4 separate regions of the Homo sapiens genome follow, and regions 1, 2 and 3 are each linked to region 4. Evidence: read pairs that join two places in POLR2A ChIA-PET (ENCODE). Cell type or tissue: HepG2. All regions are shown on one strand. Links, peaks and the distances in the headings refer to the core of each region. The heading gives the core; the rest is flanking DNA. Region 1 holds the start of CBX4 (chromobox 4). Region 2 overlaps TBC1D16 (TBC1 domain family member 16). Region 3 overlaps TBC1D16 (TBC1 domain family member 16). Region 4 overlaps TBC1D16 (TBC1 domain family member 16).

Region 1 (7,220 bases), core at 1-4,000, 92 kb before region 4:
CCTGCCTTGAGGGTGGGTGGCCCTGCCCTGCCAAACAGCCCAGTGGGGTCCGGGGCGGGGGGCAACCCAGCACCCTATGGAATCTACTCCTGACCAAGCTTAAATTCCCTGGGGTGTGCGGGTGCAGCTTTTAAGGCCATGTCAACTTTCCTCCAGCCGCCAACAGGTTAAGTTCAGTTCCATGACGTCCGGGCGGTTTCACAATGCCAGCTCCCTCAGAGCTGCACCGCGAGGTGCTGGTGCCAAGCGGCCAGTGGCTGCAGGACAGCAACACCTAGGCTCCGGGGGTGGGGCTCCCAGGTTGCAACAGGAGGGGCCCCTGGGGAACCAGGCACAGCCCCAAGTTCTCCGGGCAGCTGCATGGCCACCCACACACACCCTTCCCAAACTTCCCCCAAAACCCAAGCCTGGCCTTCCCTGGCCTTGCCCCGCCCCCACCCCAAGCTGCAGCAACCGCCAAGGACGCTGGTTAGAGGAGCTGGGGCCGCAGCGTGCCCATCCAGGCCGGTTGGGGAGGGGGCTCCCACCAGCCCCCTCCACGCCCCTTTCCTATTGCTGCGTCGCCCACTTTGCCATTCCCATATACGGTCACGGGTGGCAGGCGGTGGCTGCGTGGGGGACGCTCACCTGTTCTGGAAGGCGATCAGCAGCCTGGGGTCCAGGATGTTCTCCTCCGGTTCCCACGTGTTATATCTTGCAAGGGAAAAGGGAGGGGGACACGGTGTAAAAAAAAAAAAAAAAGCCACCTTTGCCGCGGCCTCCAGGTGGGGAGTGACATAAGGCCCTACTCTGTCTTTATGAACATTTAGCCGTGGATGTGGAAGGTAGATTTCCGCAGGCCTGACGTAGTCCCTGATACACAGCCCCCCCCTCAAATAAACACGCAAGGGCAGGAAGAAAGGGGAGGGGTAAGGAAAATGAAACTAGCAGTTTATTTTGCAGTTGTCAAGAATTTTAAGCATGTTACTGCGACATGTTCCAAAGCCACTTTGCTCACCAGGAACCCTGCGTGCAAAGCAGCCGAAATGCAAAGTCGCAGTCCCCCTCCTCTCCCCAGCCCCGAGTCCCCGCGAGGGCTTCAGCCGTTCTCCATTTGACCCCTAATCCGATAGCCAACAGCCAAGCGTCCCCCCCACACCCCCTCGTGGCCCAGGAGCCCGCTGTCACGGGCGAGCAAACCCCAAATACTCAGCAACACAAAAATATGCCTCCGTGTGTGTGTGTGAGTGTGCGTGTGCCTGCGCGTCTATCTCCATCCGGTGCCTTCGCATTTCAAATTAAAGAAAAAAAATTCTCCACCAAAAGCGCCGCAGTGACAGTTCCCAACATTTTCTGCCTTTCTTCTTCCCCTCCCTGCACCACTAGGAGGGAGAAGGCACACAATTGCATTTTCGTCGCTTTTTAATTTTTTTTTTTTGGTTTTGCAATATGGAGCCGTTCGGTGGAGGGAAAGGGGAAAGGAGCCATTTTCTGCTGCACATCAGTCAGTGCCTGCGCCCTCCCTCCCTCCGCCGGCCTCCCCGGCTCGGCCCCGCGTCTCTCCAGCTCCTCCGGCTCCTTTTAGTGCATAAATTAGTGATGGCATTTCCCGGAGAGCGGAGCACAACACAGGGCGCCGGGCTCGGGCTCGGCGGCTCGGCTTCCCCAGTGCCTGCCACCGACTTCCCCACCCCCTCCTCCCTCCACCCCACCTCCACCCCGCCTCCCGTCCGCTCCCCCCACCCCCCCAGCAGCTCGGCGGGTCCGCGGCCCCGAGCCCCGCGCCTCGGCCCCCGGGCCCCCGCCCTCCGCCGCGACTTACTTGGGCGACCAGCCTCTCCATTTCACCAGATACTCCACTCTGCCCTGGGGGGAAGAGACAGCACTCCATCAGCTTCCGCGGGATCCCCGGCCCGGCCCGCAGCCTCCCCACCCCCTCCCCGCCTCCTCGCGGGCCGCTCCGGCCGCCGCTCGCCGCCCCCGCGCCGCCCTACCTTGCGGATCCGCTTCTTCTCGATGCTCTCCACCGCGAAGACGTGCTCGCCAACAGCTGGCAGCTCCATGGCCGAGCCGGAGCGCGCCGGGGCGCTGGCGGCCGGCGCGGCTGCAGACGCTGCTAGCTCCCGCCGGCGCCCAGCTGCCGCCCCGGCCGAAGCGCCCCCGCCGCCGCCGCCGCTCGCCCCGCACAGCCCGGCCGGCCCGCCGCTGCCCGCGCCCGCCCCGGCTCCCGGCTCGCGCTCGCTCAGACAACTGAGCCCGGGCCGCGGCTGCACAAGAACTCATGCAAATCCCGGACGTCAGCGGGCGGGGCCTCGCCGGGCCCAGCTCGGCGTCAGGGGGCGGGCCGCGGCGCGGATTGGCGCAGCCGGGCCTACCGGAGGCCCCGGGCCTGGGCGGCGGGGGGAGGAGGAAAGGGCGCGGGTGGGGGACGCGGAGGGGAGGGCGCCGGGGAGGTGCAGGGGGAGGGATCGGCGAGCCTGGGAGAGGGAGGCTGCAGAGAGGGAGCGGGACCGGGAAGGAGAGGTGTGTCCGCCGGGGCGGAGGCGGGCGGAGAGCTTGACAGCCCGGAAGGGTCTCGGCGGCGACCCCTCGCCCACATCCCGGTGCCCGGGCCTCCCCCTCGCGGCACGTTCTCAGTGTTCACGGCCCCGGGACCCCTGCTGGGGGCCACGGAAGCATCCGCCGCCGCTCCCAGTTGCACCGAATTGCGTCACCAGCGCCCCGGGACGCGCGGGCCCCGCCGGCAGGGGGCGGAATGGGGCAGGGGCAGCTCGCGCCCCACTGCGGGCCCCGCCTCGCCTCCAGGCTCCGGGCATTTTGGAGCGCGAGGAGGGAAAGGGACAGGGCGGAGAGAAGGCCGAGGACTGGGTGCCAAGGAGAGATTGAAGAACGCACGAGGAAGGGGACCGAGGAGCAGCCAATCCCGGGGCCCTGGCGCCCAAGAACCTCGGCAGAAAGGGCTCCAAATCCGATCCCACCCCGATCCTCAATGGCTCCGAATTTACACTTGGTCCTCTTATTGACGGGGCGAGATGTCCTGTTTCTAGCAGCCTCCAGAGCCAAGCTAGGCGAGAGGCGTAGGAGGCAGAGAGAGCGGGCGCGGGAGGCCAGGGTCCGCCTGGGGGCCTGAGGGGACTTCGTGGGGTCCCGGGAGTGGCCTAGAAACAGGGAGCTGGGAGGGCCGGGAAGAGCTTGAGGCTGAGCGGGGGACGAACGGGCAGCGCAAAGGGGAGATGAACGGAATGGCCGAGGAGCCACGCATTCGCCTTGTGTCCGCGGACCCTTGTTCCCGACAGGCGACCAAGCCAAGGCCCTCCGGACTGACGCGGCCTGAGCAGCAGCGAGTGTGAAGTTTGGCACCTCCGGCGGCGAGACGGCGCGTTCTGGCGCGCGGCTCCTGCGTCCGGCTGGTGGAGCTGCTGCGCCCTATGCGGCCTGCCGAGGGCGCCGCCGAGGGCCCGCGAGCTCCGTGGGGTCGGGGTGGGGGGACCCGGGAGCGGACAGCGCGGCCCGAGGGGCAGGGGCAGGGGCGCGCCTGGCCTGGGGTGTGTCTGGGCCCCGGCTCCGGGCTCTTGAAGGACCGCGAGCAGGAGGCTTGCGCAATCCCTTGGCTGAGCGTCCACGGAGAAAGAAAAAGAGCAAAAGCAGAGCGAGAGTGGAGCGAGGGATGGGGGCGGGCAAAGAGCCATCCGGGTCTCCACCACCGCCCTGACACGCGACCCGGCTGTCTGTTGGGGACCGCACGGGGGCTCGGGCGAGCAGGGGAGGGAGGAGCCTGCGCGGGGCTCGTGTTCGCCCAGGAATCCCGGAGAAGCTCGAAGACGGTCTGGTGTTGAACGCACACGTGGACTCCATTTCATTACCACCTTGCAGCTCTTGCGCCACGGAGGCTGCTGCTGCCCGGCGGCTGCTACCCACCGAGACCCACGTGGCCCCTCCCCAGGGGTGTAGGGGTGACGGTTGTCTTCTGGTGACAGCAGAGGTGTTGGGTTTGCGACTGATCTCTAACGAGCTTGAGGCGCAAACCTAGGATTCCCTGAGTGTTGGGGTGCGGCGGGGGGGCAAGCAAGGTGGGACGACGCCTGCCTGGTTTCCCTGACTAGTTGCGGGGGGTGGGGGCCGGCTCTCAGGGGCCACCAGAAGCTGGGTGGGTGTACAGGAAAATATTTTTCTCCTGCCGTGTTTGGCTTTTTCCTGGCATTTTTGCCCAGGGCGAAGAACTGTCGCGCGGGGCAGCTCCACCGCGGAGGGAGAGGGGTCGCGAGGCTGGCGCGGGAAGCGCTGTAGGTGGCAGTCATCCGTCCACGCCGCACAGGCCGTCTGCGCCGTCGGACCATCGGGAGGTCTGCAGCAACTTTGTCCCGGCCAGTCCCCTTGTCCGGGAAGGGGCTGAGCTTCCCGACACTCTACCCTCCCCCTCTTGAAAATCCCCTGGAAAATCTGTTTGCAATGGGTGTTTCCGCGGCGTCCAGGTCTGGGCTGCCGGGGGAGGCCGAGCGGCTGCTGCAGCCTCCCTGCTGCCAGGGGCGTCGGACTCCGCTTCGCTCACTACGCCCAGGCCCCTCAGGGGCCCACGCTCAGGACTTCGGGGCCACACAGCAGGACCCGGTGCCCCGACGACGAGTTTGCGCAGGACCCGGGCTGGGCCAGCCGCGGAGCTGGGGAGGAAGGGGCGGGGGTCGGTGCAGCGGATCTTTTCTGTTGCTGCCTGTGCGGCGGCAGGAAGCGTCTTGAGGCTCCCCAAGACTACCTGAGGGGCCGCCCAAGCACTTCAGAAGCCCAAGGAGCCCCCGGCCACCCCCGCTCCTGGCCTTTTTGCCAACGACTTTGAAAGTGAAATGCACAAGCACCAGCAATTGACTTCCCTTCCGTGGTTATTTATTTTGTCTTTGTGGATGGTGGGCAGATGGGGAGAGAGGCCCCTACCTAACCTCGGTGGCTGGTCCCTAGACCACCCCTGCCAGCCGGTGTGGGGAGGAGCTCAGGTCCGCGGGAGAGCGAATGGGCGCCAGGAGGTGGGACAGAATCCTGGGAAGGTACAGCGGACGCCCTGGAAGCTCCCCTGATGCCCCAGAGGGCCCTTCCTGGGAAACCTCCCGGGGGGGTGCCCCATACCATCCCACCCGGCTGTCTTGGCCCCTCCCAGGGAGCCGCAGGAGAAACTAGCCCTACACCTGGGATTCCCAGAGCCTTCTGCTGGGGCTCCTGCCCCCGACTTCGGATAACCAGCTCCGCACAGGTCCCCGAGAAGGGCCGCTGGCCTGCTTATTTGATACTGCCCCCTCCCAGACAGGGGCTGGTCGAGCCCCTGGTTCTGCTGCCAGACTGAAGCCTTCCAGACGCCACCTCGGTTTGGGCCCCCAGGGCCCTCAGGGGCCCCAGGAGAGGAGAGCTGCTATCTAGCTCAGCCACAGGCTCGCTCCTGGTGGGGGCCAGGCTGAAGGAGTGGACCCTGGAGAGGTCGGGAACCTTTTAACAGCCGTGGGCTGGAGGGTGGCTACTAAGTGTTCGGTCTGGGAAGAGGCATGACCCGCACCATCCCGGGGAAATAAACGACTTCTTAAGGGAATCTTCTCGCTGAGCGGGTGCTCTGGGCCAGGAGATTGCCACCGCCAGCCCACGGAACCCAGATTTGGGCTCTGCCTTGAGCGGGCCGCCTGTGGCTTCCCGGGTCGCTCCCCCGACTCAGAAAGCTCTCAAGTTGGTATCGTTTTCCCGGCCCTCGGAGGTGGATTGCAGATCACCGAGAGGGGATTTACCAGTAACCACTACAGAATCTACCCGGGCTTTAACAAGCGCTCATTTCTCTCCCTTGTCCTTAGAAAAACTTCGCGCTGGCGTTGATCATATCGTACTTGTAGCGGCAGCTTAGGGGCAGCGGAACTGGTGGGGTTGTGCGTGCAGGGGGAGGCTGTGAGGGAGCCCTGCACTCCGCCCCTCCACCCTTCTGGAGGAGTGGCTTTGTTTCTAAGGGTGCCCCCCCAACCCCCGGGTCCCCACTTCAATGTTTCTGCTCTTTGTCCCACCGCCCGTGAAAGCTCGGCTTTCATTTGGTCGGCGAAGCCTCCGACGCCCCCGAGTCCCACCCTAGCGGGCCGCGCGGCACTGCAGCCGGGGGTTCCTGCGGACTGGCCCGACAGGGTGCGCGGACGGGGACGCGGGCCCCGAGCACCGCGACGCCAGGGTCCTTTGGCAGGGCCCAAGCACCCCTCGGGGCCACACCGCCGCCCGCAGGGCCGCGCCTCCGCATTGCGGCACGCTGGGGTCGCAGGCGCCGAAGCGGGACGCGCTGTTTTCTACGACGTCCGTCCCTCCCAACGTCAGGGCAGCCACCTCAGGCCCGCCCGGAGAAGCCCACCCGGCCCCCGGCCCCCACTCAGTCGCGAGGCCCCGCCGGCCTGGAGATCTGCGCCCCCGGGATCCATATTTCAAATATGATCTTTGGAACGGCTTCCACCGCCCGCCGCCGCCGCCGCCGCGCTCACAACGGCCTCGGCGCACTGTGTTTTTATTTGGGTTTCGTTTGCTCAAGGTCGCCCCGCGGCTCTCCCGTGCCCCTGAGGTTCACCCCTTCACGCCAGCCCCTGCGTTTTCCTCTCGGGTGTCCCCGTCGCGCCCCCAAACCCAGCGGGGCCCACTCGCAGGGCAGATTTCTTTCTTCCTTTTTCCAACCAAGAGCTGCTGCAGCAAGGCAGGGAATGAAATAAAAATCGCTAGGCGGACCCCGAAGTGGTCGTCAGCCGAAGCGCAACTGCCCCCCTCCAACTCGCTCCCCTGCGCCCCTCCCCCTCGGCTACTCCCCTCCCAGCTCCCAGCCTCGCGGCGCGCCGAGGGTTAAGCGCGCGCGCGAGGTGGGGGTATTTGGCTTGGGAGGGGGGCGAGAAAAGGGGGCGCCGAGCGCCGCTGGCGGAGAAGCTGGGCTCGCTCTAGTTCCCTCTCCCCAACCCCGGAGCCGAGGGGCGGCCCGATCGGAAGGGCCCGGCGCGTCTCCGCCTCCCCGGCTGGCCTGCAGCCTGGCCTGGCCGCGGCCCGGAACCGCGAGGACGCTGCTTGGAGGCCGCGTCCTGCGTAGCCCGAGAGGGGGAGGGGGGCGGAGGCTCCGGAGCCGCGGCCGCGCGTCGCCCGCCAGCCGATCGATCCCCAAAGGCGGGAGCGCGGTGAACCCCGCCGGACACCTGGGGGGTCCCGATGCCTCTGCAGGACTGAGGGGCGAACGGAGAGGGGCTCAGGGATCCTGTGGC
Region 2 (7,330 bases), core at 3,230-7,229, 57 kb after region 4:
CCCCTCGGAGGGGCTCCTGTCCCTCTGCACCAAAGGTGTGCACAGAAGCTGTCAAGGTGACATCATTCACAGAGAAAAACCCAAACTAAACCACATGGTCATCAACAGGAGTGTGGACAACCTGGGGAACAGCCATGGAGACAGTGTCCCCCTATTGGAGTGAGCACCCGCAGCACCTCAGGCACGGGGAGCTGAGCCACCGACGGCTACAAAGACGGGGACGCTTTCCTAGGGCTCAAAGCAAGGCAGAATGTTGAGAAGTGCACATGTGTGCAAAGCCTGCTTTAGGAGAGCAAGGAAGTGCCGCCCACGGCATTCCGGAAGGTGGTTCCTTCTGGAGACCGGGGCACGGAACGACCAGACTGGGGAGGAAGGAGTGGAGCACTGGCCTCCTAGGAAGCTCTAGTTCAGACACAGGGGGCGCTGGGTCACGGGGTTCATTTATGATTGTGTTTCATGGTTTACATGCTACAAATATTCTTTGGCATGTATCAAATATGACAAAATTTAAAAAAAATTTAAATTTATTTAGAGACAGGGTCATGCTCTGTCACCCATGCTGGAGTGCAGGGGTATGATCTCGGCTTACTGCAGCCTTGATCTCCCAGGCTTAAGGGATCCTCCCTCCTCAGCCTCCCTGAGTAGCTGGGACTACAGGCAGGCACCACAGCACCTGACTATTTATTTTGTATTTTTTACAGAGATGGCGGGGTGGGGGGGCGGGGGTCTCATTTGTTGCCCAGGCTGACCTTGAACTCCCAGACTCAAGCCCATCCTCTTGCCTCAGCCTCCCAAGTAGCTGGGACCACAGGCATCTGCCAGCACGCCCAGCCAATTTTTCAATACTTTTTTGTAAAGATGGGATCTCACAATGTTGCCCAGGCCTGAAGTGATGCTCCCACCTCAGTCTCCCAAAGCACTGGGATTACAGGTGTGAACCACTGTGCCTGGCCTAAAATCAAAAAAAATTTTAAACCAAGAAAGTGAATTTTATATACAGCCTGCCTGTCTACAACTCTGTAAAATAACTTAGGCATCGGAAGCAAAAATAAAAAATAAAAGTAAACACAAGGCTGAAGGAAATACACCAAAAAGTTAACGGTGGTGAGCTGGGTATGGTGGGGCTTCACACCCTTCTTTTGTCTTTTCCCTATCTCCCAGAATTTCCTTAGGAGCAGGTGCTACTTTTATAATTAAAAAGAAAGAAAGAGAGAGAGAGAAAGAAAGAAAAAGAAAGAAAGAGAAAGAAAAGAGGGAGGGAGGGAGTGAAGGAAGGAAGGAAGGAAGGAAGGAAGGAAGGAAGGAAAGGAGACAAACAAAAGCCCTCCAAAACATGGAAAACAGTAAAGGCAAAAAAAAAAAAAACAGTTAAAAAGAGCAAAAACCACCCTCCCCAAAACAAAAATAGCCCCAAGCAATCCCTCCATAGGATCAACAGGGAACTAAGACAAGCAGGTGAAAAGACCACACTGAAGTCAGACCTCAGATCATAACAGAAACAAAAAGCAGGTCCTAAGGCCTCCCTCTGGCTCCCCCCCACCCACCCCACCATCCTCCAGCTTCGGACACAGCCCTGCGATGGAGCTGGGGCTATGTTTTGGGGGCTGCGTTTTGGTGGTGACACAGCATTTCCCAGGGCTGCTGTAATGAAGGACCACAGACCAGAAGCTTGAAAACAACAGAAATGTATTGTCTGGCAGTTCTGGAGGTCAAAGTCAAGGTGCTAGTCGGGCCGCGCCCCCTCTGAAGGCTCCAGGCAAGAGTCTTTCCTGCCTCTTCCAGCTGGAGGTGCTCGTCCTGGATCCTGGAAGCCCCCAAGCCTGCAGCAGCATCACTCCCATCTCTGCCTCCATCTCCCTGCCCCTCCTGTGTCTGTGTGTCCGTCCGTGTCTTTTAAAGACATCCGTTGGATTTAGGGCCACCCTAATCCAGGAAGACCTCAACTGGATCCTTCCCTTGATCCCATCAGCAAAGACCCTATTTCCAAATAAAGTCACATTCTGAGGTTCTGAGTGGCCATGAATTTGCGGGGAAGGGAGTCACTATCCAGGCCACGGCAGACACAGTTCCCCGAAACTGAAGACGTGTTTACTCACTTTTTTTGGACAGGGAAGCTCGGCTGTGGGTGCGAAGCAGGACTGCCCCCCAAGGCCAGGCAGGTCCTCGAGGAGCATCTCCCAGTCCAGTCTCAGCGGGCACTGGCCTGGCACTCACGCTCGGGGTGGGGGGCATCCCAGGCCCTGAGACTGGTGCTGGGTCCAAGGGTCCCCATCCGGTGGCAGCCATTCCGCATTGATCTCCATTTGCTTTTCAAACATGCAATTCTCATAAACTGTGCTAAATGCCATTTAGTAGCTAATTAACTTTCTGTGTGAAGACCTCTCTAATTGCGCACACTCCCCCCTCGGCTGGGTCCTCGGGGATGCCCAGCTGTCCTAGAGTATTTGTTCTGCTGGCTCCCACCTCGCAGCCACAACTTCAATGCCCACAACAAACTGCCAATCAAGGCTGTGGAGGTCAAAGGGGACCAAATCAGGGGCCCTCTGCTACTACCAAACTCTCCCGGCAAAGCTTAATTTAAATAAGAAAGCAGAAAGGTTATGAAAAACCATTTTTCCCAACGAAACTCTTCTGCCAGGCGGCATAAGGGGCGCGGCCCTCCGCTCTTCAGAACGGCTGGTGTCTGCTTTGAAAGGTCCTGACTAGAATCTGTTTATATTTTGACTGCACTGGCATCTGCCATCCCTCAAACGGAGAGATAATCAGGAAATAAAAGCTTTTGATTAGCAGCTGCATGAATCACTGCAGTGCCAATTTCCTCGTGGTCCCAAAGTGCGGGAGGGAGGGCAGGAGGCGGCAAGCATGGGTGCTGGGTCCACCTCACCCACTTGGGGCAAAGCCATCTCTCACTTTATTCACTGGTCTTGGACTTGGGGCCCCAGGTCTATATCCCAAGGCCACGTTCGCTTCATAAACGCAAGGTGATCTCTGAGCACCTCTTAGACAGAAGTCTGGGCAGACGCAAATGTGCAGCGTTTCAAAGCAAAGCTCAAGAGTGGATTCCTCAGTGCAGTATCGTCAGCGTTGCAGTGGTGGGTAAGAGGCCCCGGGATTATTTTTGGAGGGCCCCTCCCTGCAGAGCAACCACGTGAGGACTCCCTACCCCAGGACCTTCCACCAGAAAAGGCCAAAGAGAGACCACACGTGCCGCCCCCTGCCGAAGCCTGGCCTTTGAAGGATGAACGGCAAGGGGTATGTCTGCCCTGACAGAGTGACCAGTACCCGCAGCACCCGAGTTCTTTGCCTCTTATTAAAGGGCAGAGCCACCATGGTGGGTGAACGGGCTTCCTCTCGGAAACCAACATCCTGGTTGGGTTTTCCCTTCCAAGGAAGGCTCTACACACCCGGCCCTCCTCAGAGCCTCAGCCCGCAGCGGGAGATGACACCTCCGATCAGGTCCACGGGAAGATGGGGGTGAACGAGAAGCCTGAGGCCGGGCCGGTGGGAGGGCGTGATGCATGGGAGGAGCTGGACTGCGGTCAGCCGTCCCCTCGCGCCCTCCGGTCTCTGCTGCTGTGTTTACTTGGCTCCCTTCCCGGGATGGCCTTGTAGCAAATCCATCTGGGATATGTTTTGTTTCCACAGAGGGACCCTGAATTTTGAGGTGGGGCCACAGAACCTCCCTTGAGAGCCAGAAGAGATCAGGGCCAGGATGGGTCACGGGCTGTGCCCAGTGTCGCTGCCCAAGGCAGAACTGGCTGCCCACCAGGGGCAGGAGACTGGATGGTCTTTCCAGGCCCTCATCCCAAACTCAAGCACTGGAGAAAATTGTTCCAGAGCGTCTCGGTCTGGGTGGGAGCGGGGAATAAGCATTTCTTTAAGGAATTTTTTTTTTACTTTTTTTTCAGACTGGGTCTTGCTCTGTCACCCAGGCTGGAGTGCTGTGGTGACATCACAGCTCACTGCAACCTCCGCTTCCACCTCTTGGGCTCAAGCGATCCTCCCACTTCAGCCTCCCGAGTAGCTGGGACCACAGGTGCACGCCATCACGCCCAGCTAAATTTTTTATTTTTTATAGAGATGGGGTCTCGCTATGTTGTCCAGGCTGATCTTGAACTCCTGGGCTCAAGCGCTCCTCCTGCCTCGGCCTCCCAAAGTGCTAGGATTACAGGCATGAGTCATCATGCCTGACCTATTTTTAAACCAGAATAAGCAGGTACAGAAGTTTGCCTGGTGACCAGGAGTCATGACTCTTTCCGAATGAAGGTGGGGATGGGGGTAGGGAATGTCCCCATGAAGGTAGCCCCTGGCTGGGCATTTTCCACTCCCAGCCACAGCCTCCCTCTGCGGGCAGAACCCTGGGTGCTGCAGGGAGCTGGTTCTCAGGGAAAAGGGAATTAAGTCAGTACTGGGAGATTTGGGTTCCACAGAGTTTAGGGGCTCCTACAAACAGCGGCTTACGGGCTGGTGAGGAATTTCCCATCCTGAAGCTTTTAAAGCAGACAAACACATGAGTGCTGGGTGGGGGCGGGGTGCTGGGAGATGCAGAGGCTCAGAAAAACCCTCCGAGGCTCTCGGATTTTACGCCTGCATGAGATTTCGAGGGAAGAATCCTAAATGTGGGGAAATGAGGTTGCCCAGCAATTCTGAATGTGGTTTAAAAAAAAAATTAGGTGGGGGAGAATGAGACGATATTCAATATTTCCTTCTGATTCAAACGAAATACTTCTAAGTTCTTCTCTGTGAAAGCGTGTGTGTGTTTAGAAGGGAGAGGGGGATGATAGCACGTCCTGCCAGAAGCCGTTTTATTTACTAGTTTGGATGCTTCCCCTGACGCCTACCTGGGAGGTGCTTGCCTGGCCACCAGCCAGGGCCGTGGCTCCTCGGCAAGTGGGCGTCCGCCGAGCCTTTGATGCACTCTCCAAAGTCACAGAGCAAAACAACACGCTGAACAAACACCACCACCCTGAAAAGTCACCAGCCCATGGGCCTCTCCCTGGCTCCAGCTGTGGCTGATTTACCCAAACTGAAACATTTTCCTTTTGTCGACTGTAGAGAGCTATGAGTCAGGTCCAAGCTCCACTGGGCGTATGCCCAAGGGGCAGAGGGGGCAGCAACCGGACGGAAGCTGCCCAATCATAAGACCATGGCTGAAAGTCAAACGCGCCCAGAGTCCACAGTCGACCACCTCCCGCTCGGCAAGCCAGGGTCCTGGTGAACGCACGTGCCTGCGTTCTGTACCAAACAGTTGTCAACACACACCAGCAACTTAACAAATCAACTCCAACAAAGGGGAAAAAATTAACATTAAGGGCAAAAAGACTTTTTCTGGAGGGTCCTATGCACCAGATGTTGGCTCTTTAATTGGCAGTCAACCTCAAAGCAAAACTTAGAAGGCCCCTGCTTGTTTTATCAGTTAGAGCCACAGAAAATCAAAGTCCAATCCCGCTAAGCATGGTGCTGTGTAGCCCGGCCAGCCCCGTGGAAGTCCTCAGCCTGGTCCCGTCTTCTGGGCTCTGCTGGGCTGGACGGTGCCACCCTCCCCAACCCGCACCTGCCCGCCGGCCCCAGGCCCTCCCTCAGGACCCAGCACCTTCAGTCCTCCTGCCGAGAAGAAGCCTTTCATCAGTAAAAGAGAAAACGGCTTCTCCAAAGGAAGTTTCTTAACTTGAAAAAACACCATGATTAGGGAAACTCCTCCATCGTCCAAGATACAAACACAAACTCCCAAACACCTGTCAATCCTTCTCAGGGCTCCACATGGCCCAAAGGACACCCCAAATGTGGAGGACCACTCAAGACCCTCAAATGCAGCACCGTGTGCCCCCTGAACAGGGATCCCCACATTCGATGAAAACAAAATTGGCCAGCGCAGGAACTTTTGCCCATGACTTAAGCACAGCAAAGTCCCCAAAGCCAGAATCCCTCCCAGGACCTGCCCGACGGGTTTTATCACTGGACGCATCAAAGCCCCTCTCACTGGTGGTTGGTTCAGCAGAGCCCTGGGCCTCGGGCCTGCCCTGCTCTGACAGCTCCCACACTGTGGCCTTGATCGGGCCCTTTTCCACTCTGTGCCTGCTTTGAGTAACAGGCTCCCACAAAAACACTGTGCTGGGGTATTTCCAGGATGAAAAGCCACGGTTCGCTTTGCCTGCCATGGACAGAGTCATAAATACGAGTTGTCGTTGCCTCTTCCCAACAGTCTGGCATGGCAAACTGGCCTTGTGGAGTTCGGAATTGTTCTAGATACTGCTCATGTATTCTCCAGCAGCTCTAGCTGGTTCTGCCCAGATACCTGGCAATGCCAAAGGCCGAGAGGCCAAGACACTACAACCTTTGTTCAAATACACGAACATCCTCAAATACACGAATGTCCTCTCTGCACAAGCAGAGCAGCCTCAGCATCGGCCCTCGCAAGTCCCACCAGAGAACGGTATTGAAAAGATGACTGGGGTCAAGGGGTGCGGAGAGGGACCCACTGTACCCTCATGGCCACTCTAGCGCCAGCCCTTCTGTAATGACCCCCTCTGGATTCCCAAAAGTCAGCCGAGGGGTCCCCACCCTCCTGGGGTGGCTGGGGTGTTGCTGCCCACCCCCAGGGGCAGGCCTGTGTGCAGCATCCATGCCCAGAAACCTGCGCTCAGATTTCCCAGTTCCCAGAAGACAACAGGGAGAGTCTATTTTTCTAAGCTCACTAGGTAAAGTGTTACTTCCTGATCTAATCTTGCCAGGCTCTGGAAGCTTCCGTCAAGGTTTTCCCACACTCCATGTCAGGTCTCTGACATGAACCAGCTTTCAGAGTCTAACGACTAGATTTGACTTTCAGCTGCTCGGACGGAGGCTTCAACTCAGCCTGAACTAGCCGCGTGGACAGCAGCCGTAGCCCTCACAAGGCGTGTGCGGTGACGGGTCTCGGGCGCCCAGCCAGCGAGGGGCCGGCTCCAGGTGGTGGGAGCCCACGCCCCCGGCCAGCACTCTGGCCACAGCGCAGCACCTGCCCCATGAGAGCCTCCTGTTGCAGCCCGGGCAGAGGTGAGCCTGGGCAGCCACCTCCCACGTGATTTCCCAATGCTTGAAGTTCACGACCAATTGCTGGGGTGGGGACAACCTACACAGGCTTACAGACCTAATCCAAGAAGGCAGTTCTCAAAAGGATGGGAAAACGTGCACCAGTCTCACAGTCCCAGTCACCTTAAAAGGTCTTAACTGATTTTTCCTTCTCTCTGTTTATTGTGGTAAAATGTCCATAACATAAAATTCACCACCTTAACCGTTTTCAACGTCGAGCCCAGTGGCATTATACCATTCCTATTTTTGTGCAACCATGACA
Region 3 (7,330 bases), core at 161-4,160, 62 kb after region 4:
GTGGCCCCCCCATCCTCGCCGGACCTCAATGTCCTGCGTACAAGCCTGTCCCGGCCGTGGCCACCGGCTGGCTTGTGTGCTCCGCCTGCCGGGAAGCGCTTTCCCCCTCGTGGACCCTACAAAGACGCCTCTCTGCAGGCTCCCCTCATGCTGCGGGCACACAATGCGTCCTTTCACCCGGGGTGGGTCTGGCGGAGGCGGCCCCTCCCCGGGGTGCCCCCCGCTGGGCCCCTGACCCCACACTCCGCTGCTGTTCTTGGCCTGCGTAGACCCGTCCCTTTCAACCGCTGTCAGGAAACTGTGTGGACGAGGAATCCCTGCTGGTCGCGCCCGAGACCATCTCTCTGCGTCTCCTAGAAGGGGAAACCGTGACCCACATCAAACTGTGGCCGTTGGAAAGGTGAACACACGGAGCCTGGGGCCGGTGGGGCCAGGGGGTGGGGTATCCTTGCACCCGATGTCACTTGACACCCGTCCCGGCAGCCCGCCAGGCTCGGAGAGAGACCGTAGCTACCAAAAATAATCCTCCCAGTGTTTAAATATTTACAGAAGCAAGACAGATCCTGATGCCTTTACAATCTACTGGAGTCTGCCCTAACCGCCAGTCCGAGGCTCCCAGGAGAGGCCACAGCGACCACCCACCCGGTTTTCGGGGTCCCAGGTCGCCTCTCCTCTCCCTGTCCCTGCCTGATATATATCGCAGGGCTCCTCCTCCGGTGACCACATATCTGCCACTAGCCCTCTCCCTCCTTCCAGAACATTCCCACTTCCAACTCTGCTCTCACATCACCCCAGCCCCAGCACCTACCTTGAGACAGCTCTTTCTGCTCCAGAGCCCCTCGGGGAAAGCCTGCTTTCTCTGCAGAGCCTGCACCTCATTTTGGGAACCAGTGAACAAAATGTAACAAGAGGCATTTGTCCATGTAACCCCATTGTCCATGTAACCCCTGGGGCTGGTCTCGACCCCACTCCCCTCCTGGGGACACAAGGGTGAGACGGTACAGTACCAGGCCAACACCAGTCCCAGCGGATGGCACAGAGATGGGCACTGCTCTCAGGGCCTGTCCAGATGCTACTTCTCATGACAGTCTATGGGGTGGGGAGCACTAGCGCCAGCCCCATTGTGCAGAGGGGAAACTGAGGCAATGAGGGTAATAACCCACCAGCACACAGCCAGGCAGAGCTGGGATGTGGCCAAGGACTTGGCTCCAGGCTCCCACACTTAAAGATCATCTCTGTCACCACCTGGGGGTAATAAGGTCAGGGATATGCCCCAGGCCGCCTGCTTCCACCAGCCAGTCCCTTTCAAAGGGCGGAGGTTTCCAGAAGTGTGGCTGAGTGTCTGTCTGTTCTTGATGGTCAGGGAACCTTACTTTCAGGTCCCCAAAGCAGATTCCCTGAGGCCAGGAGGCACTTAGGTGGACGGGCACCAGGAGCCCTGTGTCCTCTGCCTTGCAGGTGTTTAGGGAACATTGTTCAGACTGGAAGGAAGAGCCACGTGAAAATGCCCTTTCTGTTTACTCTGCTGGGAAGGATATGAAGCCAAACAGAACCAGCTACGGGAGTCTTTCGACCGCAAGACAAAAGGTCCTTTGCCCCCACTACCTGCAACTTTCAGGGAAGATTTCATCAGGTGCTGGGTTACATTGCAACAGCCAGGCGTGGTTCCCCAGAGGTACGGTGTGAGCTCCCCAACTCACCGGGAGACAGGCGCTGCCACATCACTGCCTCTGGGAGCCCGTGACCTCATGCTCAGAGCTCTCAGAAGCTCACGTGGCCTGTGAGGCCCCTGCCAGGGCTGTTGATGCAAGAGCTGGGGCTCGGGAGCCTCCCAAGGGCAGCTCTGTGTATTCAGAGCAGCTCAGCCCCTCGAGAGCACCAGGAGCCCCCAGCCCCCATGCAACCACCGGCCGGGGTTGCGTCAAGGCCTCCCGGAGCAGCTGTCAATGGTTTCTGAGCTGCGGTGGAAAAGGCTGACAAGTTTCATTTCCCTGACCTTGGACAGCCCTCCTGATGCAGGGAGCGCCCATCCCTGGGGAGCACTGCCTCTCCAGGAGCCTGAACTTCCTTCTTTTTGGTTCAGGAGGTTTGAGGCACTTATTTCCTCCCTGTCCTGACAGTTTTACTAGAAAGGTCAGCTTTTTAAAGAGCTGTCAGTCCTTCGGAAGACAGTCAATAACAGCATGGTTTAAGACGGCCCACCAGATGCACTGGCTCCGCCCCCATCTCTTTAGAATCCAGCTCCCTTGGGGGACATACCTGGCTGGTGACTTCTAGAATCCCAGCTCAGGGCCGGGGGGGTGCCAGGGCTGTGAACCCCCGACAAGAGGCAATGAAACCCCCTCCTCCTAGAGGCTGCCCAACCATCAAGGACAAAGGAAGAGGGAGTCCATGAAGAAGGGCTGGCCAGAGAATATTTTGTTTTGTTTTGTTTTGTTTATTTTTTTATTGAGACGAAGTCTCACTCTTGTCCCCCAGGCTGGAGTGCAATGGCGTGATCACAGCTCACTGCAACCTCTGCCTCCTGGGTTCAAGCAATTCTCCTGTCTCAGCCTCCCAAGTAGCTGGGATTACAGGTGTCTGCCACCACGCCCGGCTAATTTTTGTATTTTTAATAGAGACAGGGTTTCACCATGTTGGCCAGGCTTGTCTTGAACTCCTGACCTCAGGTGATCCACCAGCCTCGGCATCCCAAAGTGCTGGGATTACAGGCGTGAGCCATTGCGCCCGGCCGAGAATGTTTTTTCAAAAAAGCAGGTCGCCAATCTGTGTAGACTCGTGCTGGCCAAGGCAGTGACCCCAAGCCACATGTGGCATCACACTTGAGACGTGGTCTAGGTGTAAAGTACACGCGAAATTCCCAGGACTTGGTAAACAGAGAGAATGTAAAACACTTCCCATCGGCGGCCGTGTATACTGATCCCACATTGGAATGATACTATTTTGAACAAGCTGGGTAATTTACAAAAATTTTCACCTTTTTGTTTGTTTTCTTTTTGTTTTTTGACTTGTAAAAATGTAGCTATGGCCGGGCACCGTGGCTCATAGCCTGTAATCCCAGCACATTGGGAGGCCAAGGCAGGCGGATCACCTGAGGTCAGGAGTTCAAGACCAGCCTGGCCAACATGGTGAAACCCCATCTCTACTAAAAATACAAAAATTAGCTGAGTGTGGTGAGGCACTCCTGTAATTCCAGCTACTCCGGAGGCTGAGGTAGGAGAATTGCTTGAACCCAGGAGGCGGAGGTTGCAGTGAGCTGAGATCGCACCACGGCACTCCAGTTTGGGTGACAAACTGAGACTCCGTTTCAAAAAAAAAAAATTGTACCTATAAGACCCACACAAATATGCCCAACTGATATTGGACAAAAGAGCAAAGCGTCTCAATGAAGGAAGAGCAGCCTCTTCAACAAACGACGCGGGAGTCATTGCACATCCATAGGCAATAAATAAATAAATAAACCTCGACCCCGTAAAACTTTTAGGAAAATAACAGGAGAAAACCTTCAGGATCGGCCGGGCGCGGTGGCTCACGCCTGTAATCCCAGCACTTTGGGAGGCTGAGGTGGGCAGATCACGAGGTCAGGAGATCAAGATCATCCTGGCTAACACAGTGAAACCCCGTCTCTACTAAAAATACAAAAAATTAGCCGGGCGTGGTGGTGGGCGCCTGTAGTCCCAGCTACTCGGGAGGCTGAGGCAGGAGAATGGCGTGAATCTGGGAGGCGGAGTTTGCAGTGAGCCGAGATCGCGCCCCTGCACTCCAACCTGGGCGACAGAGCGAAACTCTGTCTCAAAAACAAAAAAAAAGAAAAAAACTTTCAGGATCTAGGACTAGGTCAGGAGTTCTTGAGCTTGACATGAAAAGTATGATTCATAAAAGGCACAACTCATAACCTGGACTTCATCAACATTAAAGTCTTTTGCTTTGTGCAAGATCCTGTTAAGAGGATGAAAAAAAGAACTACAGACTGGGAGAAATATTTGCAATCCTCATATCTAGCAAAGGACTAGTTTCTAGAGTGTATAATCAACTCTCAAAACTCAGTAGTCAACAAACAAAAAATGGATTAGACGATGTCTCTTTGTCTCTTTGGGTATCTGTCTTCATTGCAGTGAATCGTTTGTATACATTGTTTTATTACAGTCACAAAAGAAATCATGTATTAACAGGAATAAAAAAGCAGGTTGTTACCTGTCACTAGAACAATATTATCGCTTCTGGTTGCCACAATAAATCATATTATGACTTTTTCCAAAATCCTCCAACCAAAGGTTGTCCCCATAAGCCTTTCGATATATATTATTAAGATATAAGAAGATGCTTAAGAGACAAAGAGATCTTCCGCCAAAGAATCAGATACCTGGATGGCAAATAAACACACAAAACGATATTCGACATCACGAGCCATTAGGGAAATGCTGATTAAAACCACAATGAGATGTCACTACACACCCATCAGGATGCTTAAAAAAAATAATAGTGACAACCTCAAATACTGATGAGGATGTGGAGAAACAAGGCACTCGTAAATTTCTGGTGGGAGTGTAAAACGGCCCAGCCACTCTATGCAACAGTTTAGCAATTGCTTTAAAAACTAAGCACATAGGCCGGGAACGGTGGCTCACGCTTGCAATCCCAGCACTTTGGGAGGCCGAGGCGGGAGGATTGCTTGAGCCCAGGAGTTCGAGACCAGCCTGAGCAACATGGCAAAAACCCTGTCTCTATTTTTACTAGATAAAAAACGTATTTTAAAAAACTAATCACACAATCAATCCACATATGACTCGGCAAGTGCATTTGTGGGAATTTATCCTAGAGAAACGAAAACTTAGGTTCCAACAAAACCCCACACATGAATGTTCCTAGTAGCTTTATTCACAGTCGCCCCTGAATGGGAAGCCATGGTTCATGTCCATCAGTCCGTGAGCGCGTGGACCGTGGGGTGCTGCTACTCAGCAGTAGAAAGGAACAAGTTCTTGACACACAGGACAGCTTGGATAGAGCTTCACAGGATGATGCTGAACCAAAAAAAGTCCATCTCAAAGCTGACATCATGCAGGGTTCCAGTTACGTAAAATTCTTACAGAGGAGTGGTTGCCCTGTGCCAGGGCAGCGTGGAGGAACCCTGCGGTGGGGGAGTGGTTCTGCGTCTAGCTAGTGGTAGTAGTTGCCGGAAGCTACATGTATCCCAGTGGCACAGGATTCTAAACACACAAGCACAGATGGGTGCCTGTAATACCCGTGAGACCTGTGGACTGTACCAACCTCAATTTCCTGGTTTGGAGAGTGTACTATGCTTCTATGCAGGATGTCACCATGGGGGGAAGTGGGTGAAGGGTGTATAGGGCCTCCCGGTACTTTTTTTTTTTTTGCAACTTCCTGTAGTTACTTCGAAATAAAAACTTTTAAACGTGGCTAATGGAAAATTTTAAATCACAGAGGTGGCTCACGTTACATTTCTATTGGGCACTGTTAGCCTAAACCGGGGGATCCACAAACCATGGCCCGAGGGCCAAATTGAGGCTGCCCTCTGCCTCTGTACAGCCCATGAACGAAGACTTTTTTAAATGAATAGACTTTCTTTTTTAGAGCGATTTTAGGTTCACAGAAAAACTGAGCAGAGTACAGCGAGTTTCCCCTCAATGTACACACTTTCCCATACCATTAATGTCTTGCATTTGCGTGGTACATTTGCTGTAACTGATGAGCCAATATTGATACATTATCAGTAATAACTGACGTTCAGGGCTTCTACTAGGTTCACTCTTGGTGTTGTACAGTCTATGGGGTTTCAGAGACACAGTGGCAGGCGTCCATCATTGCAGCCTCACACAGAATAGTGTCACTGCAGCCGGGCGCGGTGGCTCACGCCTGTAATCCCAGCACTGTGGGAGGCCAAGGAGGGTGCATCACCTGAGGTCAGGAGTTCAAGATCAGCCTGGCCAACGTGGTGAAACCCCGTCTCTACTGAAAATACAAAAATTAGCTGGGTGTGGTGGCGGGAGCCTGGAATCCCAGCTACTCAAGAGGCTGAGGCAGGAAAATCGCTTGAACCCAGGAGGTGGAGGTTGCAGTGAGCTAAGATTGTGCCATTGCACTTCAGCTTGGGCACAAAGAGCAAAACTCTGTCTCAAAAAAAAAAAAAAAAAAAAAAGACAAGAAAAGAAAAGGAAAAAGAATAGTGTCGCTGCCTTTGGAATCCAGTATCTGCCCATTTATCTTTTTCTCCTCTTGAGCCCCCAGCAGGTGTTGATCTGTTTACTGTCTTCACAATTTTGCCTTTTCCAGAATGTCCTAGAGCTGGAATCATGCAGCTTGCAGCCTTTTCAGACTGGTGTTTTTTGTTTTTTTTGAGATAGGGTCTCACTCTGTGACCCAGGTTGGAGGGCAGTGGTGCAATCTAAGCTCACTGCAACCTCCGCATTCTGGGCTCAAGCAATCCTCCTGCCTCAGCCCCCCAAGTAGCTGGGACTACATGTGTGAGCCACCATGCCCGGCTAATTTTTGTATTATTATTATAATTTTTTTTTTTTTTTTTTGTAGAGACAAGGTTTCACCATGTTGCCCAGGCTGGTCTCCTGAGCTCAAGTGATCACCCACCTCGGCCTCCCAAAGCGCTGGGATTACAGGTGTGAGCCACCGCACCCGGCCCAGATTGGCTTCTTCCACGTAGCAATGTACATTTCAGCATCCTCCACATCTGCTCAAGGCTTGACAGCTCATTTCCTTTTATCCATAAACAATATTCCCTTGCAGGGAAGCGCCACCGTTCGCACATCCACCCACCACCACAGGGTATCCTGACTGCTTCCACCGCGCCCGTATGAATGAAGTGGTTACAAACACCTGCGTGCAGGTTTCATGTGAAGGATGGTTTTGAACATTTTTAAATGTTGAAAAAAATCCAGAGGAGAATATTTCACAACACATGAAAATTATATGAAATTCCACTTTCAGTATCCTTAATAAAACGTGAATGGGGCTGGGCGCGGTGGCTCACGCCTGTAACCCCAGCACTCTGGGAGGCCGAGGCGGGGGGATTACCTGAGGTCAGGAATTTGAGACCAGCCCGGCCAACACGGCGAAACCCCATCTCTAGTAAAAATACAAAAATTAGCCGTGTGTGGTGGTGGGCACCTGTAGTCCCAGCTACTCGGGAGGCTGAGGCAGGAGAATTGCTTTAACTCAGGAGGTGGAGGTTGCAGTGAGCCAAGATCACACCACTGCACTCCAGCCTGGGCGAGAGAGTGAGACACTGTCTCAAAAAAAAAAAAAATTAATGGAACACAGCCATGCCAATTAACATACATTGTGTGGTGGCTTCCAT
Region 4 (7,330 bases), core at 2,234-6,233:
GCTCCCGGGTGGGGGCGGGCATCACGGGGCACTGCGTGGCGGATGTGGGGAGGGTCGTGATGGGGAGGGACGTGCTAGGTGTGCACAGAGATGCTGGGGTGCAGGAGCGGGTGTCTCTCTGAGCACATGGCCCGGAAACTGAGGGCTGTGGGTGCACTAATGTGGGGGAGAGACCAACTTCCTTTCACTGGAGCCCTCAAAGTTTCTGGCAGGGATAACCAGGATCCTAGCGTCTGACACTAAGTTCAGGGAGGTCACAGGACGTGCTGGAACCAGGAGTTCAGGGTTCAAGCCCAGGCCTTTCTCCTCATATTGAACGGGCCTCTCCTGGTACCATGGGGTGCCCTTGATCCAAAGCCCCCAGTGAGGAACATCTCACGGTATGTGGGGATGGGCCTTTGCCATAGCAGCCCATGCAAGGCCTTGGGGCCAGAGCCAGCCCCGCAGGGACCCTCCTTGCACTATTCTTCACATACACCATTGAGGACAAGAGGAAGGGACACCCCTGGCCTGGCCATGTGGTGACAGCTCCCTGTGCATTGACCCCCAGGGGTGCTGCGATCTAGGAGTGGCCATGAGACGAGGGGGAGGGAGACACTTTCCCGATGGTGTGGCGGGCAGGTCTGGCAGGCAGGGTTAGGCGGGGTCGTGGAAGAGGCTGTCCTGGCCCAGAGGCTGCCAGGCCTGGCCTGGGGCTGGCTCCTCTTCCAGGAAAGGTGTGAGGCCTCTTGTGGCTCAGCACTTTGGAAAGTCAGCCAAGTTCTAAGCTTACAGGTGCATGAAGGTTCCATGTCTGTGGTTTCAAGAACATAAAAGTGGGGTGGGAGGCCCTGGGAGGTGGTCCTGTGTGGGGGCAGCCAAGTAGGGGGCGTGGGATGGGGAATGAGGTAGGGGATGGAGTAAGATGTGGGAGAAGTGAAGTGGGGGTGAAATGGGGAAGTGGGAGTGGGAGGGGAGGAAGGGGCAGGTGCTGGGAAGTTGGCCCTTGTGGCCCTAATCTGTCTGTGACAGCTTCCGCTCCTACCCATCCACAGGGACAAGAACAAGTATCCCCTTCCCCAGCCTGCTCCCTCTTAAAAAAAAATCCTCTTCCTATTTAGTATGCAACAGGTGCTCAATGTGTGCTCCTACCGTTCTCCAGGAAAGGAGGGAGCTAAGCAGGACACAGCCCAGAGCTCAGCACTCCCCTAGCCTCCCACCCTCACCTCCCAAGGCAAGGGCCAAACCCAACGGTCTGGCTGGGGACCCCCACCAGCCTCCCCCACCATGGATGGAGGTGGCACGTCTTGAGGCCCAGAGGGGGCAGACATGACGTCCAAGGCTACACAGTGAGTCTAGACCACATGGCCTGCTCCTCACGCCCTGGAGAAAGAAAAGGCAGCCCAAAGCAGGGAGGGTCATGCCCCACCTGGAGTGGGCCTTGATGACCTTGACGTCCCCTTCCCACCTTGAAATATTTAACAATTCTTCCGGAGTTTCCCCAAGGAGGCCTATTCACACAGGCGGGCCATCTGATGATCTGCCCCTGGGGGGTTTCTCCTGCAGCCACCTGGGAGGGGCGTGGCACTGGACAGGGAGGTCCCTTTACCCCACACAAGAAGGAAGAGCCGAGTAACCCACCCTGACGGGCAGTCCCTCCACTGGGAGCTGGGGCCAGGGTCTGGGCGAGGGGCTGGAGTCAGACTGTGGGAGCACGGAGCCCAGGATCTGAGCCTGCCCGCAGGCTGCCTGTCTTCTGGTCTCTCTCCTCCTGCTCCAGCTTGGCCGAGCCAAGCTGCCGAAGGCCAAAGAGCAGCATGAACTCCTAAGAGTGACCCAAATAAACCTTCTTTTCAAGAAAAACAGGCCCTGCAAGCCTGTGGGTCCCCATGACAAGGGATCCATCAGGCAGACAGACTGCACTTCGGTTCGGTTGGTGAGGACTCTGTCCCACTCCGCCAGCAGCTCCCAGCCTGCTGGGCCCTGGCCCTGGTGGTCACCGCTGTGGCTTCCTGCACCCCCGCCCCGTAGAGAGCTGCAGGGAGCCCGGGGTGCTGCTGCTCTTCTGAGGCGGGAGGGTCTCCTGCCTTTGCTCAGGTTTTATAGAGAGAGGGTGGGCTGGACAGGGACAGACAGGGGCTGGCGGCTGAGGGTGAGGGTGGAGGGAGTGGTGCGGTGTCCCGGCTACAGGCGGGCTCTAGGGCTGGGCTGGGTGAGGGCTTGGGCAGGGTGGGTGGAAGGCTCAGAGGGGCCTGGGGCCAGGGCCCGGTGGGTCCTTCGCTGCCCTGGTTGGGGTGGGGTGGGTCACTGCAGGGAATTACAGCAAGTGGGAGGCTCCAGGAGGTGGGGAGTTTCCTCCGACTTTTGGGACTCTGAGGCTCGGCCTCCTCTTGCACGTTCTCCAGCCTCCTCGTCACCGCCACCAGGTTACTACCTTTACCCGACGCACACCTGACGTGGCTGGATGACTGGGCCCGGGGGCTGCTGCCCCTTCTCGCACCCCGCCCCTCCCCTCCCCTCCCCTCTCCTCTCCCCTCCCCTCCCCTCCCCTCCCCTCTCCTCTCCTCCCCTCCCCTCTCCTCTCCTCCCCTCCCCTCCTCTCCCCTCCTCTCCCCTCCTCTCTTCTCCTCTCCTCTCCTTCTGTGCCCGTCTCCAGCCCTCTCCCGTTCTGCGCGCCCCTCCTTCCCCGACTTGGGCAGAACCGCACGCAGCGGCTCGGAGGCCAGGCGTGTGCCGGGCGGGATCGCGCGCCCGCTGGGGTGAAATCAAAAGAAAAGCAACAAAGCCCCTTCCGCGGAAAATGGGGTGGATGTGAGCGGCGCCGGCCTCTTCCTGCTGGAATGGGAATTAGCGGCGAGGATTATTTTGAGGACGCGAGGTCCCTTTGTGCCCAAATGCGCCTCCTCCTGCCCGGCTCGGTGGGGTTCGCGGCGCACGGACCCCGCCCCCAAGGCCTCAGGTGGGCCGGGGGCTCCGGGAGGCCTCCGCCGCCCTCCGTCCCAGGAGAGCAGTTCCCGGTGAGAAGCCCGGGCTCTGCAGACACCCCACAGCAGTTCTGCGTCTCGGAAAACGCGGCGCCTTCATCAGGACCGCACGAAGGAGGGGGTGGGGAGGCGGGTCCAGCCTCGCGAGGAGCCGGCCGGGGTCTGGGGGGCCGTGGCAGAGGGGAGTCCCGCTTTCTGTCTAAGCCTCCCTGTGCCAAGTAGGCCCGAACCCCACCTTTGGAACCTGCTTTCTAGAAAGGACAGCACCCCAGGGGGCCCGTGCCGTGGGCATGGCAGCCTCTCAGGTCGTGGGGAGGGGAGGGGACACTTTGGGGAAGCCACAGGGGGTCTCTAGGTATCTCTGGGATGCTTTCTGGTGGGGTGTTTCCTCTAATCAAAACCATCGTGGGCCAGATTCTGGGGAGCTGGCAGCCCCCCCACACAAACAGACCTTGGTGTCCTGGATCAGCTTCAGGTACCTGATGGGGTGAGAGGATCGGTGCAGAGGCTCAGAGGCCAGGCCAGTTTGGTGACCCATCAGCTGAATTTCAGACTCCGGGTCCCCAGCCCCTTCAGAGACACTGGGACCGCTTTGGGGCTGCCCTGAAGGCTCCAGAGGGTGGAGGGGAAGGGCATGGTGCTTTTGCTAACACTCTCACGTCCCCTGGGAGCAGGTGGGTGGCCACCCTGAGGCCACTGCACGGGGGAAGGGACAGAGAGAGGTGGGGTGGGGGAGGCGGAGGGGAAGCTGCAACCAGCTCCCGTGGGGCAGGGGGTCGGCGGGGGTTTGTCCCTGCTGTGGGCACCTGGAGCGACACCTGTGGGGGCAGCTCCTCATCTGACCTGCACTAACACTAATCTTTAGTCAGCTCCAGGGACTCACCCACCCTGAAAGACCCCATCCTCAACCCTATCAATAGCTCTAGTTGCATTTCCGGCAAAATCTGCAAGAGCTCGGTTCTTTGTCTAACCCTCCAGGGAAACAAACAGTTCACCTCCCCTGGAATGTCCTCATCCCCTTCCCGGGGTCCCAACACCCTCCCCAGCCCCCACCCTACTCCATCTCAGGCTGGCTGCCTCTGACCCTAAAAGTCCAATTCTGTTTGTCTGCCGGGTTGGGGCACTCATCTGTGGCCCAGCCAGGCAGAAAGACAGAGAACCGGGGGAAACTCCCGTCTACATGAATCATGGGGCAGAACCTGGGGATTTATCCAACAACCAAGAGGGCGCCTGGACTTTGAAGAAAGGCAGCACTTGCCCAGAGGAGACTGTTTCAGGAGCTAGACCCCACCCTGCTCTTGGGGTGGGTGGTGGCATTTCCCAGGGGGCACCTGGGCTCTTGCCTAGTGGTCTGGGGTCCCTGGTACTTTATTTCTAAAGTTGTCCACATCAGCAGGAGGTGAGTGGAATAGACAGTGGAGGCCAGGTACCTGGAAACTGCTCCAGGGGCTGTGGTGGGAGGGTGACCCAGGTGCCACCCACCTGAGATGTGGTCATGGTTGGTTTTGTCTGAGCTGGTTGTTTGCTTGCAGAGAGGGAACCCAAAGGTCACACCAGAAAGCAGGCTTCCAGTGCAGTGAAGGCGAGGGCTGGAAAGCCGCACCCACCCCCGCACCCACCCCTGCACTTGTGTAGTCCTCACGTGTCCTCTACATCCTGGGCCAGAGGGAGAGGCCCCTTCAGCAGCGGCTCTCCCAACAAAGAGGAAGGCCCCCACCAAGAGCACGCACTCAGAACCCCAGAGTTCTAGGAGGCAGAATGGATGGCACCAAGAGGTCAGCGGTCTAGAGTGGGTCTCCCAGAGCCCGCCCCGTGGCAGCACCTCATGTGACCACTGGCGCCTTTGCCCAGGTTCTCCACACTGGAAAAGTGGAGAATGGCTAGATGGTGCCCCCTCCAATAATCCACAAACCTGGGTGACACTTATTATCCTTCAGTCTTTATTTTAAATAAGGCCCCTGTCCTTTACCCTCCCAAAGTACTTTTAGACATTTTCCTTCTGCCCAGAATCCTCTGCCCGGTCCCCTGTAGCTAGTGTCCAGACACTGGTCACAGACCTCCACTGAGCCCAGTTAGAGCGCTGACCTCCCATCTCAGGACTTCTTGGCCCTTGCCCATTGCCATACTCTACTGTCAGATTTTAAAACTGCTAGACCATGTGCCAATTCACATTGACTTGTAGCCACTAGGACCCTGTGTCTTTTTCTATTGTGCTTGTTCATGGCCAGGAATCAACGAACTTTGGACAGACAATCAGTAGACTTTGGGTGTGGCCTTGGTGAAGGCTTCCCACTTTGGTGACTTGCATGTGCCCCTCTTTGTTGAGGGGGTTTTGAAGCAGCTTCTGCGTCATTGGGAGCTGGCTGCTGCGCCCAGCCTGAGGCCCTGGACCCCTTTTGCACCATCCTAATTTCAACATCCAGATGTCAATTCAGAAAATTATTATATCATTCTAATGACTCAAAACATAAAATCCCCTCTTTTGTCTCATGTTGAAGAGCTGATGACATCGGACCTATCAGGTCAGACTTATTTTCCTAGTCAGAGACTGAATGGCATATTTTCAAAGCACTTCGTCTAAATTGCATGGCACACACCCCAGGAGCCCAAAGATCTGGTTGTTCTCTTGAGATGCAGAGAGGAGGCCCACAGGTGGCGGAGGGGTGAAGGAGGAGGAGCCACCACTTCCGAAGCATCAGAATGTCAAAATCTAAGTTTTCCACGAGGTCAGCAGCAGGTGTCTCCTGGTCTGGAGAGGGCATGGAAGTGGCCACAGGTCTGGACTTCTCTGGGTGGATGTGAGGGAGGGTGATTGAACTGGAGGAGGGGGCTGGCTTGAGACCTTCCTGTTCTATGTTGGGGGGGATACTGAGGGTCCGTCTCACTGGGACGAAGAGGGGGCACAGATGCAGGTATGCCCAGGTACCTGAGTCCCAGCCAAAGCGGCAAAGCCAGACCTCCCGGGATTCCTTGAGTTTGGACAAAGGGTGTCCCGACGACGATAAAGAGCCAGGAGCAGAGAGCCCTGCATCTTGCCTGGGGCCCCTTGTATCTCTGGCTCATGGCCTGTCCTGGGCACGGGGAGGAAGGGAGACACCCGTAATAATAACAGAGACCGCACTGGACTATGGGGGATCACAATGGGTTTCAGTTTGATTGAGAGAAAATAAGGTAAGGGACACGTGCTCGCCTGAGTCTCTGGAGTAAGAGTCACGCCTTGGAGAAGGAGGGCAGCCAAAGGCCACGCAGAAATTGGGGGTTCAAGGTTTGCCCAGCCGGCCCCAAAGGTGTGGGGGTCCACATGGCCTCACCCAGGGGCCAGTGGGGTGGCTTTGCTCATTTGAGGGTGTGCAGGGTACATATGTGTCTGCCCCGGGAATCCAAGTAGCCCCAGTGCGCTCCTGCCTTGCTTCCCTAGAGCGAGCCCACGGTACCATAGTCCTCGTGGGATGAATGCATGAATGATGTGGAAGGAGCCAGAACAGGGCTGCAGACAGGATGCTCTCTCATAGAAGGACCCCAGAGAACTTCCCCTCTGGAGCCTGTGCGGCTGGTTGAGTGTAAACGCTGAGTCATGCTCGCTGCCCAGCTGTGTGGCAAGGGCACTCCCTAGGCACTGAGCAGCCACCGCCAGCCCTGAGGGCTGCGGGACAACAGAGAGCCGGGCCTGCCCGAGGCACGGCCCCTGAAAAGTGTGGCCCGCCAGGTGGCACCTATGTTCTCTTGCCCGGCGTGGGTGACTACACAGTTGTCATTTACGGGGGAAGTAGGGCACAGCAGAGGTGAACATGAGGATGATGCTGCGTCTGGGCTGTATCCAGGGAACCAGCTGCCGGACAAATTGGAAGGGACCTTCTTGGCAGGACAGGTCCAGTTGGTGGCCTGAGGTGGGGTTGTGGTGGGCCTTGTCCCCCTGCAGGGCTGACCCGTGCAGGTGGGATCATCCTTCCTGAGGAGCTGCCCTGCCCAGTCCCGTTGCCTTGGAGGCGGTGACATCAGGGGCCCCTGAGCCACCAGGTTCCTCCATCTTCATGTGGCCACCACGGCTGTTGCAGAGTCCACGGTAAGAGCCAGGACGTGGCTTCCAGGCAGGATGGGGAAGCACCTCCCACTCCCACATGGACAAAGATTTCTTTAAACGGAGCCACCAGCCATGCCTGGTAGTGGGTGCCCTCCCTAGGCAGGCAGTGCTGGCTCTGCTCTTTCCTGGGGGAAGCCCACTGCTCCTCCTGGGGCCTAGTCCGTGGGACCTGCCCAGCCAGCCTTGGGAGGGGCACCCCTGGGCATGTGGAGAGGAGGTGATGAGGCGCTCAGATGTCGAGGCCAAGGCCAGGTAGGTGGCAGGTGAGACAGGCCCTTCAGACATG

Evidence for each region. ChIA-PET counts read pairs that join two places held together with the same protein. Peaks named below come from ENCODE experiments on the same cell type or tissue, not always from the same donor. Only the 100,000 strongest peaks of a DNase experiment are listed, where the experiment ranks them.
Region 1: POLR2A ChIA-PET joins it to region 4 with 23 read pairs; 14 of 35 experiments call an interaction of 5 or more read pairs at or near these places.
Region 2: POLR2A ChIA-PET joins it to region 4 with 39 read pairs; 10 of 35 experiments call an interaction of 5 or more read pairs at or near these places.
Region 3: POLR2A ChIA-PET joins it to region 4 with 21 read pairs; 9 of 35 experiments call an interaction of 5 or more read pairs at or near these places.

Annotation. Positions count from the first base shown.
Region 1 is chr17:79,837,210-79,844,429 of GRCh38, forward strand. It overlaps CBX4 (chromobox 4), which reads right to left and starts at 2,231. Exons shown (of 5, transcript NM_003655.3): 1 at 1,974-2,231; 2 at 1,802-1,845; 3 at 628-693. The coding sequence starts at 2,042. RefSeq lists silencers at 1-20, 61-355, 71-150, 2,118-2,827 and enhancers at 341-390, 423-1,246, 1,247-2,068, 3,713-4,536, 4,537-5,358. In HepG2, for the core only: CTCF peaks have their summits at 246 and 2,719 (motif pointing right); DNase peaks (open chromatin) are centred at 222, 1,523 and 2,342; H3K4me3 peaks cover 2,591 bases.
Region 2 is chr17:79,983,354-79,990,683 of GRCh38, forward strand. All of the region lies in intron 3 of TBC1D16 (TBC1 domain family member 16), which reads right to left. Among named protein-coding and RNA genes, the nearest start is that of TBC1D16, 49 kb to the right of the region's middle. RefSeq lists an enhancer at 4,494-5,365. In HepG2, for the core only: no CTCF peak of the experiment used is centred there; DNase peaks (open chromatin) are centred at 3,608, 4,258, 4,988 and 7,058; H3K4me3 peaks cover 1,516 bases.
Region 3 is chr17:79,991,991-79,999,320 of GRCh38, forward strand. The region is part of intron 3 of TBC1D16 (TBC1 domain family member 16); the gene reads right to left. Among named protein-coding and RNA genes, the nearest start is that of TBC1D16, 40 kb to the right of the region's middle. RefSeq lists enhancers at 907-2,106, 1,086-1,957 and a silencer at 1,641-1,833. In HepG2, for the core only: no CTCF peak of the experiment used is centred there; DNase peaks (open chromatin) are centred at 491 and 1,791; H3K4me3 peaks cover 1,976 bases.
Region 4 is chr17:79,927,463-79,934,792 of GRCh38, forward strand. It overlaps TBC1D16 (TBC1 domain family member 16), which reads right to left. Exons shown (of 12, transcript NM_019020.4): 12 at 4,881-7,330. Among named protein-coding and RNA genes, the nearest start is that of LINC01979, 4.4 kb to the left of the region's middle. RefSeq lists an enhancer at 4,050-4,269. In HepG2, for the core only: no CTCF peak of the experiment used is centred there; DNase peaks (open chromatin) are centred at 4,519 and 5,179; H3K4me3 peaks cover 375 bases.